2 separate regions of the Mus musculus genome follow, and region 2 is linked to region 1. A link is a loop called in an ENCODE intact Hi-C map of the cell type or tissue named here. Cell type or tissue: left cerebral cortex. All regions are shown on one strand. Links, peaks and the distances in the headings refer to the core of each region. The heading gives the core; the rest is flanking DNA.

Region 1 (7,774 bases), core at 1-5,000:
CCTGCTTAGCATTACAGCTAATTTAAGGATGGATATACATATATATTCATATATATGCATGTGTATATATTAATTTTCTCTCTCCTTTTAAAAATATTGTCTGCCTCCTTGAACTTTCTTTTCTGGAACTTTCTAGATACCTTGTCAATCATCCTTCAGCTTAAATGAGCTTTACTGAGAATATAATCTTGTGGCATCCCCAGAGTATCAGAGAGCTCTGATGGAAAGCAAAAGCCAATGGTTCCATTTTCTTTCCTGCTCACTTTCTGAGAATCCTCTGCCTAGCTTCCCTTCTCTATCACCAACCACGCAAAATTTTATTCCCAGAGACATAACACATCCATCATGCTAGCTCGAAGTAAATTTTCAGCCAAGGCCTGTCAATACTAAGGCCTAAATATTAATTTGCGGTTGACTTCCAGTTTCTTCTTATTTCATGACTTCTTTTTCTCTTGGGATTCTGAAAAGCCCAGGGATATATTTCTGAAATATTCTTTGCTGTTTCTGTTCTCTTAACTGTGTTTTGCTTTCCAGCCTCAAGATTCTGGGAATAAAAAAGTTTCCCTGATAAGAAGGGGTCTTGAGTAGCTGATACGCGCCAGCTCCCAGAACTTCATATCCAGGATCACCTAGGACTTAGGTTCTATGACAGTTTTAAAAATTAATTTACTTAGTTTAGCATGCTGGGGATCTATCTAAGGGTCTTATGCACGCTAGGCTGGTGCGTCACTACTGATAGCCAGTCTATTCTATTCTAATTGTAACTACTTCTCTTGACCGCTGTCACTTAGATGGTAAGGATAGAAGCTGCAGTTTGCTGATTTAGTGGCTGGAATATTGCAAAAAGAAATCCTTCAAAGCATGCATGGAAGTCTATGGTAGTAAAACAAGTTGCTTAAGTTAGAGTTGATCTTTACTGGGTTGACTCACTCTGTGTCTTAGGGAACAAACTCCCATTTCTCACCTTTAACCTATCTAGAAGCTTCTTCATGGTTGATCTGAAGCAGGAGGTAAATCTCTTGCTGACTGATACACGTGAAAGATGTTTCCATTTTCCTCTAAACAGAAACTATTAGCACCAGGATCCTTATTCCAGGAAGTGTGGGTTTTCTTGACCCCTTGGAGAAGGGTGGACTTGCTTTGGGCTTATTTCTGACTTTAGTAACAGTTATAATAATTGACTTGGTGATTTATACATAGTTGTTCGGACTGTTATGTTGCAGTCCACAAATCAATTTTAATTAAACATTTCAAGGATGCGAGGACTGGTTGAGCACAGGCTAATCCAAACCTTGCTTCAGAAGAAAGATCTTCTCATAAGGACTGAGCTCAGCATGGTGGCAGGACTGCATGTTCTTTACCCTCTCAGAAACCAGAGGAGGCAGTCAGAATCAGTGGCCAAATGTGGTGCTCACAAATTTCTTAGTGTGCCAGAGTCTTGAGTTCGTTATTGAAAATGTTGCTAAGCCCAGATTTTTCTCTTTTGTCTGTACAGGAATTTTCAAATGCCAGCATGCCAGCAGAAGAGTCACTCTGATGCCTAATGATCAAATAAAGACAAAACGTCCACAGAAAACTCTGTGAACTTTATTTAGTGTCACCTAGAACGATGTTAGGCACCAAGGGCCAAACATGCTTTTGTGTAGTAATGAGAATGAGCTTCTGAGTGTCCTCAGTGTTTCCAGGAGAAAATACACATACTCATGTCTAAAAAACTGGCTTCCGATTTCTTAGACCTGCGCTCAAATTTCTTCTTTGGTGTTTGTGAGACTGTGACCTCTAAGCCTCAATATATATATATATATATATATATTTCCTGTAAAATAGGTATACAAAAGATACCTAGAGCATCTTTTATCCACTAGTGTGCTATTAAAATTAAAAGGTAGAGTATCATTTAGTACAATGGTAAAAGGTGATTATATTGTCTATAACAGCTAGGGATCTTATCATGTAATAATTACAATGTCAATCATATTGTTACAGTGATTTCTTGAGCATGGCAAGTAATATCAACAGAAGTTATAAATATCAGCTCAGTTATCCATTTGGACAGTATATATGCATAAGCACAGTGACTATTACTGGTCCAGGTTTAATGCCGAGACTCATAGCTGTCAGGTTACTTGCCCAAGATAAAAGGTTGCAGCTTGACTGTGAACCAGAGCCCATAAGCACTCTCTGACACCTCTCCCATAATGATGCTGTTATGGACTTAGTGTTTCAGCGACACAAACGGCAAGTTTTAGATAGTTCATTAAGGCAAGGGGAGGCATCCACCACCCTACTGTGTCATGTAATCACATAACACTTAGAGCCATACACATGGAATGGGTTTGTGTCCACTAGGTGGCATTGCTGTTTTAGCAAAATATGAACAGAGCCACTATTTAGGTTTAAGAGTCTGTTGCATTTGAGAGTACTCACAGGACAATTCTAATTTCACTCTTCAAGTCTGATGAAAATTTAGAGCACATGGAGAGATCTGTAAAGACTACTGATGTCTTGAAATAATTATGAAAAGTCCTCTTTGGGAGGCAGTGCCTCTGCAGGAAGCCATGATAAAACCTGAGACTATCCAGGTCTCTTCTCTCAGCTCCTAGGAAAATAGGCTGAGGGCCAGACAGGGAAAGCGATGGCTCACAGGAACTCACAGACAGTGGTTTGGGCTGTATTTTTCTTATCATAATCTCTATTGATGATAAGTCATAAATAAACCGTGATAGATTTTTTTTTTTTTTTTTTTTTTTTTTTTTTTTTTTTATGTATGAGGGCAAAGATTGCTTGGTCAATTCCAGGTTTCCCTTTCACAGGGACTAAATATGGTCCAATACAATACTGCACTCAAGAGCTTGAGTAGTAGATAGTATGTTATTTGGTTTGACATACCTTTCTTGAAAGTTTAGAGGCCCCCTTCACACAAAGGCCATTTCTAGGAGTTGTGAATGAATAAGTAGCAGGTAAATGGATGAGCCACAAGACCCTGGAACTAGACTTACTGAAGTAGATCCTGAGTTCTGTCAGGAAGTTACCACAGGTTTCTTGAGAAGCAGTGAATTGCCTTTGGGGTTCTGTTTTTGCATTGAAACAGGAGGTTTTTTTTTTTCTTTTAAGACTTTTGTGAAAATGAAATTTTACAACGTATCTTCAATATAATAAGGATGACAATATAGTGGACTAGTCTGAGTCCAGCTATTGGTGTCTTTTGGTTGGGACATCAATAGCTTAACTTTCTACCACACAAGACACCACTGAAACAGAGACGTCACATCTCAGGTTTATCGTTGTGTGACATTATTTCTTCCGCAAATGCATGTTATAAGCTCCCAGAACAGCCAACATTTCATTATATGTTCACCAGAAGTAAAGTGAAAACACTTGTGGGCTCTTGTCACTTATTTGATGGTCACTACGCACAGTAGCAGAGGCTTAGTGGGAACTTGTCTGGTGTTGTCTTTTTTATGAGATCCCCGTGACCTGAAACTGCTTTATCCCTTTCAAAGATTAGAGATCTGGGGTCAAAGGACTTGCTCTACTTAACACTGCAAACTACGGAGCCAGGATTGGAACTCAGGTGCCTGCCTCCTAGCCTGGAGGCAGTCACTTCTGGTTTTAATCTAGCTTCTTTGTGGCAAGGTGCACATGGAGCTCTGTTGTCAGGGAGGGAAGTACCCTAAAAAATCTGTTCTTATCTTTGTGGCAGTTCATTAGATCAACCCACTGAGCATTCACTAGACTGTTGAGTTAAAAAGACAAAAAATATTACAATGTCAGAAGAGGGTTAGCCTGAGATGGGGCACCCTGACACTGTACACTAAGAAGTCAAAAGTCATCGTCATAATGGGAAATGTCAGGGACTAACTTGTTACTCTGTATTGCCAAGATCATAGTCTTTGTTGTGGTGGTCCAGAATCCCATACAGAATTTGTGTGGGTACATGCACATATGTGTATGCTTACATATGTCTATACATGTATGTGAGATAAACTTGGCTGTTGTTTCTCAGGACTTATCTACTTTGTTACTTTGAGACAGGCTCGATCTCTGTTCTGGAGCTCAAGTAGTCTAGGCTGGTTGGCCAAGAAGTCCAGGGGTCTGCCTGTGTCTACCTCCTTAGTATTGAGATTATATGTGGGGTACTACGCTTTTAAAAATATGGATTCTGAGAATTAAACTCAAGTACTTGTGTGTGAGCATTCTCCCCAGAATATCTCGCTCATGTCAAATTCTTCAATTTAGATTCCTCAAATCCATAGCGATGGTCTGGTCTGCCTGCTATACCTTTACAGAGAAGAAAGCTGGGATACTTGCACTTACGGTGTAGTCCCTGCAATCTTTGAGAATCATTCATTGTATTACTCCATATTGTGTCCACTTCCCTTTCAGTAACATTACTTTGGATAATTAGAACATTTTCTTGCTCCCATCAACGTTTTTTCTTCAGTAAGAATCCACATTCACCCAACAGCATCCATTCATCCCTAATAGCATCTTTCAATTCCTTCCATCTTCCTTCACTCATAACAACTTTTATAGGGCAAGGGGCTAGTGATAATTGTGAGAGTATATTTTAAACCAATGTTATCTTCTCAGTAGAAACCAGGTATGCATGCAATTTAATCTAGGGCTGTGAAAAACGACTTCCCTAAGTAGGACTAAGACACCGTCAATGGAGAAATTCCAGAAATGAAACTTGGGGAAGACTCGGACTTACCGATCTCAGACATTGTTATCCCGGGAGCTAACTGCCCGTTGTTGAAAGAGCTATAGGTAAACAAGTTGGGTACAGATGTGAGGTCATAGATAGGTTCTTGCTTTATCTGTTTGATCCCAGTCATGTCCAGTCCTGACTGATCGGGAGACGGCTGACCGGAATCTATGCTGTAATAACCTTCGGACTTGGGCAGGTCAATGACGTGCCCGTTGGCGTATGTGCCGCCGGTCTCGGTGTTCAGGTTGCTGAGGCCATTGCTAATGCTGCTGCTGTACACCCTGGCGAGGGCCTCCGCCTCCCCACTCTGCTGCTGCCGCTGCTCCTGCAGCCTTTGCTGATGCTTCTGCACCTCAGCATACAGGCTGTCCCGCTGCTTCTTGGACATCCTCCCGAACTTTACAGCTGGGACGGAAAGAAGAGCAAAAGACAGAAGTGTGGTTACCATCCTATTTAGTCACTTCAGTCTGAGACATGCACGGTTGTCTCTTCGGTATCATAGAGACAAATCCCTATGGCTGCCAGTCAGAAGTTCTACTCATCTGCATTTCACATTAAGGGGAAAGATTATGTTTGGAGAGTGTGTTGGTTTGCATCACAATGATGAAACCTGTGTGTTGTCCAGCTTTCTACCACTGTAACAAATATCTGAGATGATCAACTTAAAAGTAGAAAAGGTTAAGTTTGGCTCACAGTATTAACGGCTTTTGTGATGGTGGCACATCAGGATACTATGTTTGGAATGTGAGACAGAGCGATTCAACCCCAAGCAGGTGACAGAGAGGAAGAGGAAGAGAAAGAGCATAGGTCTCAGTGTTTCTTTCAGAGTTGCACTCGCCAATGACCTAAGGCCTCTCTCTAGGCACCATGCTCTAAAGGCTCCACAACCTCTCAACGGTGCCAAACTGGGGACCACATCCTTAATATATGTTAAAATATGGACCTATAGAGGACACTCACTATCTAAACAGTGACAGTAAGCTAGGAAGAAATAAGCTAGGAAGAAATGTAAAAATGCGAATTATTTGTCACAGTCATGAACTGGAAGATGTAACTCTCACCCTCCAATTCCTTTGTGACTAGCACATACAGAGACAAAACAGCAAATCTCTGCACACTAGCAAAGGGTTCCTGCTATTAAAATGACCCCCATATCAGTATTGACATTTCCCCTTAGCATTAGGATTTCGAGGTCCTCGGGGAGGAACCTGTTGTTTCAGGTTGGGATATGATTTATTGGGTACGAACAAGGATGCAGGGGCTATAAAAATAGCATCACTTGCTGGCATCTAGATTGTGGTGCAAATGGGAAGAACCTTTGGAAGATGGCATTCACATGAGCTCAAGGCAAGCAAGCAAGCGGGAGCGACTTTCCTCCTCTTCCCCATCCTTGCAGCTGAAGCATAGCTTCCTCCCCCCTCCATCTCTTGCAAAATCCCCAGGCATTTGTGGGGAAGCGAGGAAGGGGTTCCACAGGGGAGTAACCCCCATGTGCTGCTTCTTTATGTGTAGAGAGGAAACTTCCTGAACTGTTTGGATAGTGACTCTTTTTGTATGGGCTGTCCACTCCCCTCTTTTAGCATCTGGGCAACCTGAGTGCTGGGCTGCCAGGTTCAAATCATCTTACGAACAGTGGGGACTGTGGTAGTCTTGGAGATAGATGCTCATCCCTATAGCCTGGCTTTCCAGTGCTGCCTAAGTAGGAAGAAGCAGTAATTATTTAGTAATTTTTTTTCTCAATGAAGAGAAACAATCTAATTAACTACTAACAAACTCTCCCTTTTCTCTCTCAGTTGTCCTTTTATTTGGTCTTGAATTGGATTAGGTTGTCTTGTTTACCTTGCTATGTAGACACGGGGCTCTTATTAGCATTCATTCACGGAGTACAGTGGTATTTCTATTTGGCCATGGGCAGAATTCTACAGAATGGTTGGGACAGCTTTTTCTTGTACTTTCATATTATGCCATTCTAAATAGTTTGCATATTGTTCTCTGAGAGGGAAAGACTTTTTTTTTTTTAAATCAGGAAAATTAGAGAATGTTAACCATTGGCTCAGGAGGACTGCATCCCAAGAAAGCAGTGATGCGCCTCTTCTATATTTGTGACTTTAGCTCTTTAGCCTCTGTGTCAGCTCAGATGGTCCTTATGACAGCCATGGCCTTACCAACTCAAGAACTACTGCATGAGATTAAAACATAGTGATTTATAGACTAGTGTGCATTTACTGGTTTAAATCATAGGAATTAAAAAATCCAGAGTTTTTCATGGGATCAGACTGCCTTTAAACTATACTTGCCATTCAATCCTCACTTTAGACTTCTATGTGTTTTGAGGCAGGGGGATTGTATTAATGACCCCAATTCCTTTTACCTGCATCCTTTTATGTCCTTCTCCATGTCTATTCCCAATTCCTTTTCATTCTGTGCAGGCATGCTGCCCAAACCTGGACTTCCAGTCACATGACCTGTCTAGGTCAGTGGGTTATTGACAAATGTTATACAAGCAGAAACTTAAAAGGGGCCCATTTGATTGGGCGCCTCACCATGGGAAGGGCATGCCTGCACTAGATTGCCGAACAATAGGCTGTATGAAGCTGATTCAGGCCTCTTCCATCACCAGGGCAAGGCCATCGACTATCAGCAGGGTCACAGGCTGACCTGCTGCCAAAGCATGCAGACATGTGCTGTTAACCATAGGCCTTGTAATTAGAGCTAACGATGTTGGAAAAGCACATTGCCAAGGGCTCTGCTGTAATCATCTGAAGACGTAACAGAAAAATGTACATCTTTTGTACAAGGTTGACTTGTCAGGTGACTGAGCAATTGGAATATCTAGAATTAAGCATCTTAAAGTGACTACATTTTGGAATTCTCCGGCTTGGGCTTAAATCAAACGCTTTATAGACAATGACTAGGATGAGTTTTCCATTTATTTCTGAAAGGTGTTTCAGTTTTATGTCCTCTCCCGCAATAAAGCTCACAATATACCTGGAGGGAGAAATGTATAGCACACCAAGAAAACACACCTACTGAACTTTCTGACACAGAAATATTTCCTGGCTA
Region 2 (5,000 bases), core at 1-5,000, 130 kb after region 1:
TATTTCTCAAAGCTGCAATGTTCATCTTAAATTAGAGGTACTTTATTAGTGTAAGTAAATTAATTAGTGTGCTGTGAGTCACACTTGCATATCTAAGCACTACTGTAGTCAGAAGCGTAAAAGCTCTACAGGCCATTTTCTCTTCCTAAATGGGGAACACAGGCTTATAAAATGAGAAGTCAAGTCTTAAAACACTTATTTGTCATTTTATGTTGGAAACTCACCTGTATTAAACACTGTCCTGTTACTTTTAGAAAAACAAGTTTTTTTTTTTACAAGCTTTTGATAAAAGGAGGACCAATTCTTTTTTTTTCTATAATTTCTTTGTGCTTTGATACCTTTTTATTCTAAAATTATATTGTGTCAATTGGAAACACTTATATTTAAAGTATAATCTGTGTAAATTCAATTATGGGTAATTTTTGAGGCTTTTAAATAATTTGGCCTTTGACAAAATACCAAGGTGAATAAATATTAAACCAATATTTATATTTGGTTAAGAGTATAACATGATGAGTAATTTATGTTAAACCATAACATAAAACCACTTTGACAGTGATAGAATAGACCACCTTAAAGGGCTCTCTAATGTTCAGAAGTTATTGTCATTTATAGAAAGTGCAAGGATTTCCAAGTTTTAGGTGGACGCAGACAAAGGAGTTTTAATCTTTTGACTCTTGTTTATGAAGTCTGATACTCAAAATTCTCATCATTACATTTACTGATTTTTTTTTTATATAAAAGCTACAGTGGACCCATGCCTAACCTTCAGCTCTAAGATGTCTGTTTCGTAATAGTTAACAATTTACCACGGCTGTCGAGGGAGGAGCAAGGTGGGTGGAGGTTCTAATAGCCATTTAGGAGAATATTTGGGAAATTTTTTTGGCTATATATTTTCCCACAGTACTTGAGACACAGTTTTACGATTTTTCTTTAAGCTGTTGAATGAATTTTCTTGTTAGAAAGACAGTTCATTGGTGATTTCTGAGTGGGCAGAAATTAACGGAGTGCTGACAGAGACATCCTTTCAGCAAGCATTCAATTTGTGTGTGTGTGTGTGTAAGGTGAACTATTGGTTGGAAATATTTGACTTAAATAATTTAATTGGAACTTGCAGAGAAAATTTAGAGCAACAACTTTATTTAAGAAAAAAAAAATCCAGGGATATTCAGATCTCTTTACTTCCAAGGGTGGCTACATCTCAGAGAGCAAGCTGATTTTTTTTTTATTTTTTATTTTTTTAACTTTAGTAGGCAACAGAAATGTACTACCTGTAAATGACAGAATGCAGACTTTTTGTTTTGTTTTGTTTTGTTTTAAAAGCCATCATTTCTCCTTATTTACCACAAGAATAAAACCAGAGATAAATCCTCCCAAGCTGCAGTCACCTACTGATTGCAAAGGCAACAGTGCTCCTGTTTGGAAAAGTGGGATTTTATGCAGACACCAGAGAGAAAAGCCACCATTTATGTTTCCTTTGTAATAAACAAGACAGACTACTCAACAGGGAGCCTTGAAAAACCATACCGGGCTGGCTTACTCCTCTCCTACCTACTTTTTCCCTTTCCAGCTGTTTCCTTTTAGGAAGCAAGAGAAGAAGCATCCTTAAAACTCCAAAGGACCACCCCTCTACACACACACACACACACACACACACACACACACACACACACACACACACACACTCACATGCCAGACAAAGGAAGCAAAGTTTTGTGGGTCAGCAAGCTGCAGCCTCCCCCACTTTAGTGGAGAGGGGCTGTGGCTGAAACTTGGATCTTCTCTAGGAAGATTCAGCTTCAGGACGGAGCAATGAACCCAAGTATCAGAGCTTCTTAACATCCCTTTTACCCTAGAGCTTCCCCAGAAATAGTCTCTCAAATACCCCAAGCAGAGGCATTATTGGGTGGCATAGTCTGTCCTGGGGGTAGTTTGTTGGATTAGTCCACAGGGAGACTGCTCAATCCTAGACACGGTTTGTGTCTGGCAAGTTGACCTGACTTAGGACAGTTGCCATTGCCAGAAGCAAACGTCGGAGCCAAAGTTCTGACAGGACCACATGGAAGTGGAGACAGTGTGAGAAATGGCAGGGCAGGGCATGGTGTATGGAGTAGATGACATGCTTACAAGCAAAGGGCAAAGCCAAGTTTAATACCAGCTCCTCCCCTAGCAGAATCAGTTCCAATATGCTCAGCTTAACAGCCCCCGCACAAAGGGATAGAGAATTTGATGCTCCCCACCCCCACCACCTCTTAATTGAAGTTCAAGTTCAACTATTAGATGACTTCTGGATAGCTTGGCTCTTCTTGCACCCTATATCCTTTCCCTGTGGAATACCGGCCACTGAACCTTGAAGGGACTTCTTATTTCATCTTTAAGGAACAGCCAGCCACTTAGGTTGGGATAGGATAATTCTTTGACTGCAGAGAAAGCGAATGGGACAGTGTGAGGTCAGGAGAGGAGAGGCAAAGGGCTAGAGACCAATGACTTCTCTACCAGTAGTTTCCTCCAGTCACCTCCGGAGAGTCATCTTGGGTTAGAGCTGGTGAACTGTCCTGGGCAGTCTGGTGAGCTTGGTGTTCTCTGAGACAAAGATGTGGGTTCATGTGAATATCTAATTTAATATAAACAGGGCACTAGTCCTTGTCTTAAATCCTTCAAGCTGGCTGCAGCCAGGTGTCTCTAAGGGGAGACCGGCAGTAAAGCCACAGGAACAGCAAGATCAAGGTGAAGCGCTGGGAAGCTGCGCTCTGCTTGACACTGTAGCTTAAGAGCTTAAGCAGCTCCAGCCTTTAGTGCAGGGGACCAACTGCTGTGGCACGTGGCTTCTGACCCTCAGATAGCTTGAACTTAGTCATGGGAGGGGTATTGCTGGAGGGTGGGGGAGAAGAAAAAGTCAAACTGCTAACTGGCAGCTTCAGATGGAAGTGAAGGAAACCGAAAGGAAAGGAAAGTGTGTGAGATCCTGAGGTGAGTCAGAAAAAGAGAAACAAGAAAATCCAAGTTCTCGCTAAGGAAAGGCGCTCTGCCCACCAGTTTCTGTACTACAGTTTCTGGAAAGAATCTGGATAGTGGAGCATGTGACGATCCCGTGACTGGGACAATCAGCTGTTGTCACTGTGCACAAGCACACAGAGATTCTAACTTCCAGTGCTCGCAGGTCAATCAAGACACTCACCCAGACACCTTTGTCCTTTATCTAGAGACTTATTCCTCCATCCCCATGGGTAATGATCAGCTTTTCTCCATCCTTTTTTGTCCTGCCTTGTTCTACAAACACCAGGGCTCACGCTGTGCTTTCAAGGTCAAGACAGGCCTAGGGCTCCTCAATAACGACCAGGGTGAGGGTCATGCCCACTCCTCCCTAAGTGCACCAGAGTAGGCAGCCCGGTAGATGGAGATGGGTATTTTTGGGCCCTGTTCTAAACAGTGTCCTGCTCAAAAGCACTTCCGTCCAAGATGCAAGAAGGTTCAGAGTTGACTGTCGCTTGCTTATTTTTGCTCCGGAGGAACTTGTGAATCAGAGAGAAAAGCCACCATAGGAACGCAATACATCAAAGAAGAGAAGCTTGGATTTAGGGGCTGGGTGTCCAGACATACTCAGATGTCCAAGTTAGGAGGGCACCCGGTGGTGGCCTCTTTAAGAAAAGAAGAAATTGTGCCCCACTGTAAAGTGAGAAAGCAAGAAACTTGTACCACTGAGATCTACAAACTGACTCCTCATGCCCTCTGGCCAGCTGCTCAGGTAGCTCCCAGTTTTGGAGTCAGAGCAGGAGACTGAGCTCTGTCTTCCCTGAGGGCCACTTGTCCCTGAGATAGCACCAACATTGACAGTGGTGGTTCTATCCAGAAGGTGCACTTAGTATTAGCTTCTATTTTGGTCCTTTATCCCACAAAAGAGCTTGAGACCCTGTTTTCTCCGATGTGAGTAGTATGGCCTTCACTCTCCAGAACTTTCTCCTACCAACTTTTTTTTTGGGGGGGGGAGTGTTAGGGCGAGAGGGGGGTCGGCCTATCCAGAGTGAAGCAGAACGGGGAAGAGGGGACCCAAGGAAGGTCCAGACGTAAGCATCTGCTTCCCGGTTCTCGGGAGCATACCGTGTTTACTATTTCTAGAAAGAGACGCGCTTATAGACTGCTCCTGCATCTGGCAGCCTGGGCCAGTGTGATCCCCACTTATGCCAGGGAGTTCACCTATGGCTAGCGACCACGGCGGGATGCGAGCTGCCAGCCTCTTCTACCCAAAGTCACCCGACTTCCTGCTCTCTATCCCGTGTCCTGTGGCGCACCGGAGAGCGACGCGCAGAAAAGATTCAAATCCAGAACTGGGAGGCGCGATTAGCACTGTCCTGGTCTCCAAAAAATGCGCCCTTCAGCGTCCTGCCAAAATCCCCGAGCCTTCCACACCTTCCCACAACTTTCCAAGCCCAGGCCATTTGCAGTCCCACCTGCGAACCGAACTCGGGGAGCCTCGAGTAGCCAATCTCTCTTCCCTTGGGCCGAGAGCTCTCCCCTCCCCCAAAGCTCCCGGTCTAGCTAGAGTTGTCCTGCTCTGGGCGCCCGCCCGCGGGCTCGCTTACCTCGCATGATGTGGCCGCTGTCCTGCTCCGCGTAGTCATGAAGCTCCCAGCCCGAACCCCAGAGAACCCAAAAATTCCGCTCAGCACGAGGGAAGAAGGCGGTCGGCGAAGAGCTGCTCCGCTGAGAGAAGCATCCCTTTAGGCAGATGTCGTGGCCACAGGGTGACGGTGGCCGCCGCCGCTAAGCTAACAGTTTTGATGCTGTTGCTGATGACTGTTTCTGATGGCTGTTTGTTTGTTTTCAGGCAGAGTGGAAAAAAAATGTCCTAGCTGCTGGTGCCTGGGTTTTGTTTTGCTTTTGTTTGTTTGTTTGTTTCTTTTTTTCTTTCTCTCCAATGTGCTTGCTTTAAAAAAAAAAAATGCCACCGCCTCGGGGCTCGGAGATTTCTTTTGTGATCACTTAGACTGAGGAGGAGGAGG

Evidence for each region. A loop is a pair of places that touch in the nucleus more often than their neighbours do. Peaks named below come from ENCODE experiments on the same cell type or tissue, not always from the same donor. Only the 100,000 strongest peaks of a DNase experiment are listed, where the experiment ranks them.
Region 2: a loop joins it to region 1, with 2.4 times the contacts of the local background. A loop is called at or near these places in 4 of 42 quality-filtered maps.

The regions. Positions count from the first base shown.
Region 1 is chr19:18,972,867-18,980,640 of GRCm38, forward strand. It overlaps Rorb (RAR-related orphan receptor beta), which reads right to left. Exons shown (of 10, transcript NM_001043354.2): 4 at 4,715-5,116. Among named protein-coding and RNA genes, the nearest start is that of Rorb, 130 kb to the right of the region's middle. In left cerebral cortex, for the core only: a CTCF peak has its summit at 2,350 (motif pointing right); DNase peaks (open chromatin) are centred at 2,354 and 4,979; H3K27ac peaks cover 1,314 bases.
Region 2 is chr19:19,105,972-19,110,971 of GRCm38, forward strand. It overlaps Rorb (RAR-related orphan receptor beta), which reads right to left. Exons shown (of 10, transcript NM_001043354.2): 1 at 4,581-5,000. The coding sequence starts at 4,587. Among named protein-coding and RNA genes, the nearest start is that of Rorb, 2.7 kb to the right of the region's middle. In left cerebral cortex, for the core only: no CTCF peak of the experiment used is centred there; DNase peaks (open chromatin) are centred at 2,072, 3,008, 3,661 and 4,573; H3K4me3 peaks cover 4,522 bases; H3K27ac peaks cover 4,151 bases.